2 separate regions of the Homo sapiens genome follow, and region 1 is linked to region 2. A link is a contact called in ENCODE Hi-C or POLR2A ChIA-PET data. All regions are on one chromosome and are shown on one strand. Each heading gives the region's core, a stretch centred on a gene start or an enhancer-like site at or near the end of the contact. The rest is flanking DNA. Distances are from core to core; before and after follow the strand shown. Region 1 overlaps LAMA4 (laminin subunit alpha 4). Region 2 overlaps FYN (FYN proto-oncogene, Src family tyrosine kinase).

Evidence for each region. Hi-C counts contacts between places; a loop is a spot of excess contacts on that map. ChIA-PET counts read pairs that join two places held with the same protein, here RNA polymerase II (POLR2A). Pooled maps may share reads with other maps.
Region 1: a loop to region 2 is called in a pooled map, with 2.5 times the contacts of the local background. The contact joins two enhancer-like sites. A Hi-C loop is called at or near these places in 1 of 50 pooled maps. POLR2A ChIA-PET finds 5 or more read pairs at or near these places in 2 of 52 experiments (K562 and Panc1).

What each region holds. Positions count from the first base shown.
Region 1 is chr6:112,162,087-112,164,919 of GRCh38, reverse strand. All of the region lies in intron 13 of LAMA4 (laminin subunit alpha 4), which reads left to right. Among named protein-coding and RNA genes, the nearest start is that of LAMA4-AS1, 73 kb to the left of the region's middle. RefSeq lists an enhancer at 1,279-1,328. Within about 2 kb of position 1,424, at least 2 of the 41 ENCODE cell types and tissues checked have a DNase peak (open chromatin) inside an H3K27ac peak, as active enhancers do.
Region 2 is chr6:111,802,481-111,805,697 of GRCh38, reverse strand. The region is part of intron 2 of FYN (FYN proto-oncogene, Src family tyrosine kinase); the gene reads left to right. Among named protein-coding and RNA genes, the nearest start is that of FYN, 69 kb to the left of the region's middle. RefSeq lists an enhancer at 660-749. Within about 2 kb of position 1,662, at least 13 of the 41 ENCODE cell types and tissues checked have a DNase peak (open chromatin) inside an H3K27ac peak, as active enhancers do.

The DNA.
Region 1 (2,833 bases), core at 175-2,674, 360 kb before region 2:
TTTTCAAGTCCTCAGCAGCCACATAGCTAGCAGCTACTATATTCAGTGGCACAAGCATTGTGCAGAAACAGGCATTGCGCCACTGAATATAGTGGAACTTCTTGCAGAGAGTTCTATTGAAAATGCTGCTCTCGATCCATCCTACTCACTCTTCACTCATAAAGTTGTGTTTGATAAATCTGGCATTCAAAATCAATAAAAGTCACATTTTGTAAAAGTAGAAAATTTCCAATAAAATGCAGTGAACTGAACTATCATGAAATTACTCTTAGTTCATTTTATTACCTTTCGAAAGATATCACTTTAAGGTCATTTGATTGTCCGTTGACTATTTCAGCACCAAACTGTCTTTCTCTCCAAACTGACTCCCATCACTCTCCTTGGTGACAGCAAAATCCATATGGATGAAGTCACCGACTCTCTGACCTCCAGCTCCTTGAACTTGCCCTTTCCAGCAAGCTTATCCTCCAGTCCACCTCTGTTTTCCCACCTATGGCCATACCCAGATCTTGTCCTCAGTAACAGTACCTCCTCCCAAACCCTAGTTTCAAGCACCTCCCTCCCAGAGCACCATCTCCTATCTCACTTATTCTAGAATGCCCACTCCAGTAATTCTCTGGCCACATGGAGACCTCCCTGCCTTTTTTACCGTACCCCTCTCATGTCCTTTCTTCCCTCCTTAAGCAGCTCAAATTATCAAATATAATAATTCTTTCAAAATACCCTTAACTACCATATCTGCCTGTTCCTCTGTTGTACCTACCTGAGATTTCTGACTCATCCCCAGCACCATGGCCATACCAGAGCAGCTGCATGCGACTGGTGGGAACCCACTTCCCATGCTATCAGTTCTGCCTGGTGACTTGGCTTCCTGCTTTCTGAAAAATTAGAAACAAAGAGAAGAGAACTCCCTTCATCCTTCCTCCCCAGATCCGCCGGCCCGCCTGCATCTGTGCCCACACCTCTGCCTCCCCTCCGTTGTAAGCATTCCTTCTCCTGCCCGGCCTTGAAAACAGGTTGCAGGGTTTCACTCCTCAAGTTATGCCCTTTCTTCTGAATCATCCCGTTCTCATTCTTTACTTAATCATTACCATCAGCGTACAAACGTGCTGTACTATCTCCTATCTTTTAAATATCAAAAAGAAAAAAGCCCTGTAAAAAAATCTTTTATAAAGCTTGCATCCCCTCTAACTTCTGCCCTACCATTCTGCTCAGCTTCACAGCAAAATGTCTCGAGTGACTTATCATTGCTGTTTCTACCTCCCAGACTCCCACTGTCCCCTATACTCGGCCGTTTCTGAAGGGGGTTCCATCCCCTTCACTGAGACTGTTCCTGTCCAGGTCACCAGCGACCCGCCTGTCTCTCCCGGGCTTTCTCAGCCCTCCCTCCTCTAAACACCAGGTGGCGCCCTTGTCCTGGCTGCTCTGGTACCGCTCATGGCCTCTACCCTGGCTAGCGGTTTCTTCCCAGCCCCCTTTGCTAGCCTCGCCTCTGCACACCCTCTAAGTGGTCAATATTTTAGGCTCTGCAGGCCACGTACAACCACTGTCTCTTATTTTTTTCTGGGTTTTGTTTGTTTTTAATTTTTTTTTACAACCGTTTAAATATGTAAGATATATTCTCAGCTCAACAGGCTTTGGTTTGGTGCAGTGGCTCACGCCTCTAATCCCAGCACTCTGGGAGGCCAAGGTGGGGGAAAGTGCTTGAACCCAGGAGTTCAAGACCAGCCTGGGAAACATAGTGAGACCCCCTCTCTACAAAAAAGAAAATTTTTTTTTAAATAGCTAGGCGTGGTGGTGCATGCCTACAGTCCCAGCTGCTCAGGAGGCTGAGATGGGAGGATCACTTGAGCCCGGGAAGTGCAGGCTGCAGTGAGCCGTGATGGTGCCTCTGCACTCCAGCCTGGGTGACAAGGTGAGACCCTGTCTCAAAAAAAAAAAAAAAAAAAAAAAAGATTTGAGCTGCACTTGACACTGGGCCATGTTGATCTCTGCTCTGGATAATGAATGGCTCTGTGCTTGGTCCTAGGCCTTCTTTTCTACCTATACTCTCTCCCTAGCTGATCTCATTGACTCCCTTGGCTTTAAAGAACAATTACACACCAATGAATACACAATTATACCTCCAGCTATGACACCTCCACGGAGTTCCAAACTCCTATATCCGAGTGCTAACTTGACATTTTCAAGTCAGAACTCAGTACGACTGTAATAAAGTCACAGTCTCATCTATGATGTATTAATAATAGACATATCAAACTTGACATGTCTTAAATAAAACCCACTCCTTCCCCAGTCTTCTCCATCTCAATAAATGGCACAACCCAATTGCTCAAATCAAAACTCCAGAGTCACTACTGCTTTCTCCTTTCTCCTTATCTCTAAAATGAATCTTGATTTCTTTCTTTCTATTTTATTTTATTTATTTTTTTATTGTTATTTTTTTTGAGACGTGGCTTCATCCTTGTTGCCCAGGCTGGAGTGCAATGGAGTGATCTCGGCTCACTGCAACCTCTGCCTCCTGGGTTCAAGCAATTCTCCTGCCTCAGCCTCCCGAGTAGCTGGGATTACAGGCATCCACCACCATGCCCGGCTAATTTTTTGTATTTTTAGTAGAGATGGATTTTCACCATGTTGGCCAGGCTGGTCTCAAACTCCTGACCTCAGATGATCCACCTGCCTTGGCATCCCAGAGTGCTGGGATTACAGGCGTGAGCCACCACACCAGGCCTTGAATCTTGATTTCTGACCACTTTCCTTGTCTCTACTGCTGCTCTTTGGTCCAAGTCACCTCATCTACAGTTTAAATTGCCACCAGAGCCTCCTAGCTGAT
Region 2 (3,217 bases), core at 413-2,912:
GGGGGAGGGGGCTGTGCTTGGAAGGGTGGTCAGTAGACAATTCAGGTGCCTCAGGAAGAAGGGAGCCAGGTGGGATGTGTAATGCTGTGAAGCCGATAGGAGGAGCAGAAAGGGGGCCAGTGTAGGAGGGCAGAAGGAACCTGAACCACATGGACCCTTGTTTTATTCTGCGTAAAGACTGGTTTGGTGAGGCAGCCTGGTACCTAAGACCAACAACAGCAGCGTCTCACATGTGTAGAGTTGCCAGATTTGGCAAACAGCAAAATATAGGACACCCAGTTAAATTTGTATCTCAGATAAACGATGTATAATTTTTAATGTAAGTATGTCCCAAATTGTGTATCTGAAATTCACGCTTATCCAGACATCATGAATTGTATCTGGCAGTGTTCACAATGGCTTAGAACCTGATATTTGACAGCTCCGTGAGAAAGATGTCTGTCCCACTTTAGTGATGGGAATGCCAAGGCTAAGAGGGGTTGTGGTTGCCAGCCTCTTCGCTGGTAGAAAAGAAGCCTTCAAAGATAGTGTTCCTGCTCCTTGGCCATACATGTAAAACGCCTTGTAGGACTAAACAGTTGTCTGGCAAACACACTTCGAGTCATGTGGTGTTTATCTCGGGGTAGCAGAAAGGGCACTAGATTAAGGGGAGGCCTGTTAGAAAGGCTGAAGCAGGCTGAAAAGGACTCCTGGAGGTTAACCCCTGGGTTAGGTTTAAGGCAGAGAGGCCTGGAAGAAACATAAGAATCACCTGGTGTACTTTGATAAAGAAGCTGAGGACTAAGGAAGTGATGTGGTGACTCAAATCACAGGAGAAATGACCAGCGAAGCCTAGAGCAGCATCAGGGTTTCTGAAGTCCTCACTGAGTTCTTTCTATTATATTACATGGTGCTGACGTAGCAGATTCTTATTAAAGCCTCCAAGTTTCCACACAACGCCACAGTACCCACTGGTGGGAAGGACCACATACTGCTTATGAGTCACAGCCCTCGTTTTCTTTTCTGTTGGTGTAAGTACTGCCTAAGTATCCCCTTGTTACCAAGAGGCTGATTATGTGTTATACCCCAGTGAACAAAGACTAGGGACCAAAAATTCAGGTTGTGCCATTTATTGCATTGGACGTAATTTAGGGCATGGTGTGTTTGTTTCCAAAATCCAGCTACTCAATAGAATGAAAGAGAAACTTAAAGTTTTACCTCCTTCTGGATTTTTTAAAAAATTCATTGGTTTTGCGATGTAGCATCCTATTCCTGTGTGGAACAGGGATGCTGGAAAGCCGCAGTCCCAGTAGTCTGCTTATGAGCTACTGGGGACCTCTACAGCATCCACCTGGGAAGAAAGGAATGCCCAGAACAGAGGGTGCCGCTTCTAAAGCTGAGGTCTCTGTTCCCCAGTTCCCCCCAGTTCCCCCATAAAATCTGAGGGTTTTATGATCACAGGGGATGTGGGTGTTCTTCAAGCCTGACTTTGGCCTGTTTTTCTGAATCCTTAAGCATGGCCCTCGTATATTTTCAGAACGATGATGTCTCTTCCTGCCTTTAAATACACAGGAATGAAATGTTCCATTTTGGTTTATTTGGTTTACTTTAGCAGCTTTTGATGTAAACTGTGGGTTTCAGCATAAGAAGACTTAAGTGAAACTAGTAGCTGTATCCACACTGTCTCATCCCCGCAGTCAATTAGCACGTGGGAAACCATTTTGAGGGGAGGAGGTCATTTCTGGGAGAGAAGAAGCTTTTCCTGTTCTCTTCTCATGTGGTTTGCTCCATTCCTAACACTATGGATATTTTTTTGGTGTTTCCTTGGAAAGCAAAATATCCCATATTAACATACCATGGCTGCTTTGGGAAGCTGTGCATTTCCGCAGATTATTCCTTCAGGAAACTCTACATTTGCGCTGTTGGCTGCAAGAATGAAATTATCCTTGGCAAGTTGTTTCATTTTAATCTCAGGAGCAATGGTGTTAAATGTTAGCCAGTCAAAGCCATAAGCAAAGACTGTTATTCAAGTTTCTGTGTTAACCCTTTATCTCTGTGGTCTTTCCCCACCTACCCCACACCCCCATGCCCCAGGAGTCACTGGTTCAAAACACTATGAAGTGGATTACTTCCTTCCATGATACTAACAGTATTTATACTTGACTCTTCACAGATTGGAGAATATGAAACAGAATGTGAAACTAAACAGCTGAGGATATATGATGAATGAAACTGGCTGGGATCTGATCAGTTTTATAATTTGCAGTCCTCAATTCAGAGTAGTTTAGGAATAAGAAAACCTCTTGGACATTTATTAATGTTACCGGTTGACTTAAAAAAAAAAGATTGTGGGGTAAAACCTTACTTCCACAGTCAAGCCATAAAAGTGGCATGATTTGGGAGAGAAAAAAAGGTTATAATGAAGCCCAAATATTTGAAGTGATTGAATTAATACTTTCAGAGGAGTGCCCCTGAAGGGCAGAGTGATTTGGAATATCCAGAATATTAATACTACCAGTTAGCCAAAAGCAGTGCTCAAGGGATGAAGCAGGAGCTTGGCCTTGGAACTCCAAATGGCCTTTGAGGGTTAGTGGGAAGCAGATGTTTTGAGGCAGTTGGAGGATCTTGTGAACAGTCTTCAAAGCAGGTGGAGGCTTTTTAATAAAGAAAAGTGGGTAAACAGCTAGGCTGCTGGATTTCCATTTTTCTCCCTTAGAAGAACTAGATTCTGGTCATCTTCTGGTCCCAGATTATACGATTTCCTAGCCAAGAAAATCATGTATGATTGAGAAATCTAGGACTTTTTCCCAGTTTATTTAAGAAACCCACTCTACATCTATGTTGGTAAATAGTGGTTAAGTGGACTGTGGCTCTACTACGTTCCTGTCCCACAAAGGAATAAGATGCTGCATTGTAAATCCAATGAATTTTTTTTTTTTTTTCAGCCAGAAAGAGTGTTCTCACACTGCTATGAAAAATTACCTGATTGGGACCAGGCACGGTGGCTCATGCCTGTAATCCCAGCACTTTGGGAGGCTGAGGCAGGCGGATCACTTGAGGTCAGGAGTTCGAGACCAGCCTGGCCAACATGGTGAAACCTGTCTCTACCAAAAATACAAATTAGCTGGGTGTGATAGCAGGCACCTGTAGTCCCAGCTATCGGGAGGCTGAAGCAGGAGAATCACTTGAACCCAGGAGGTGGAGGTTGCAGTGAGCCAAGGTCACACCACTGCTCTCC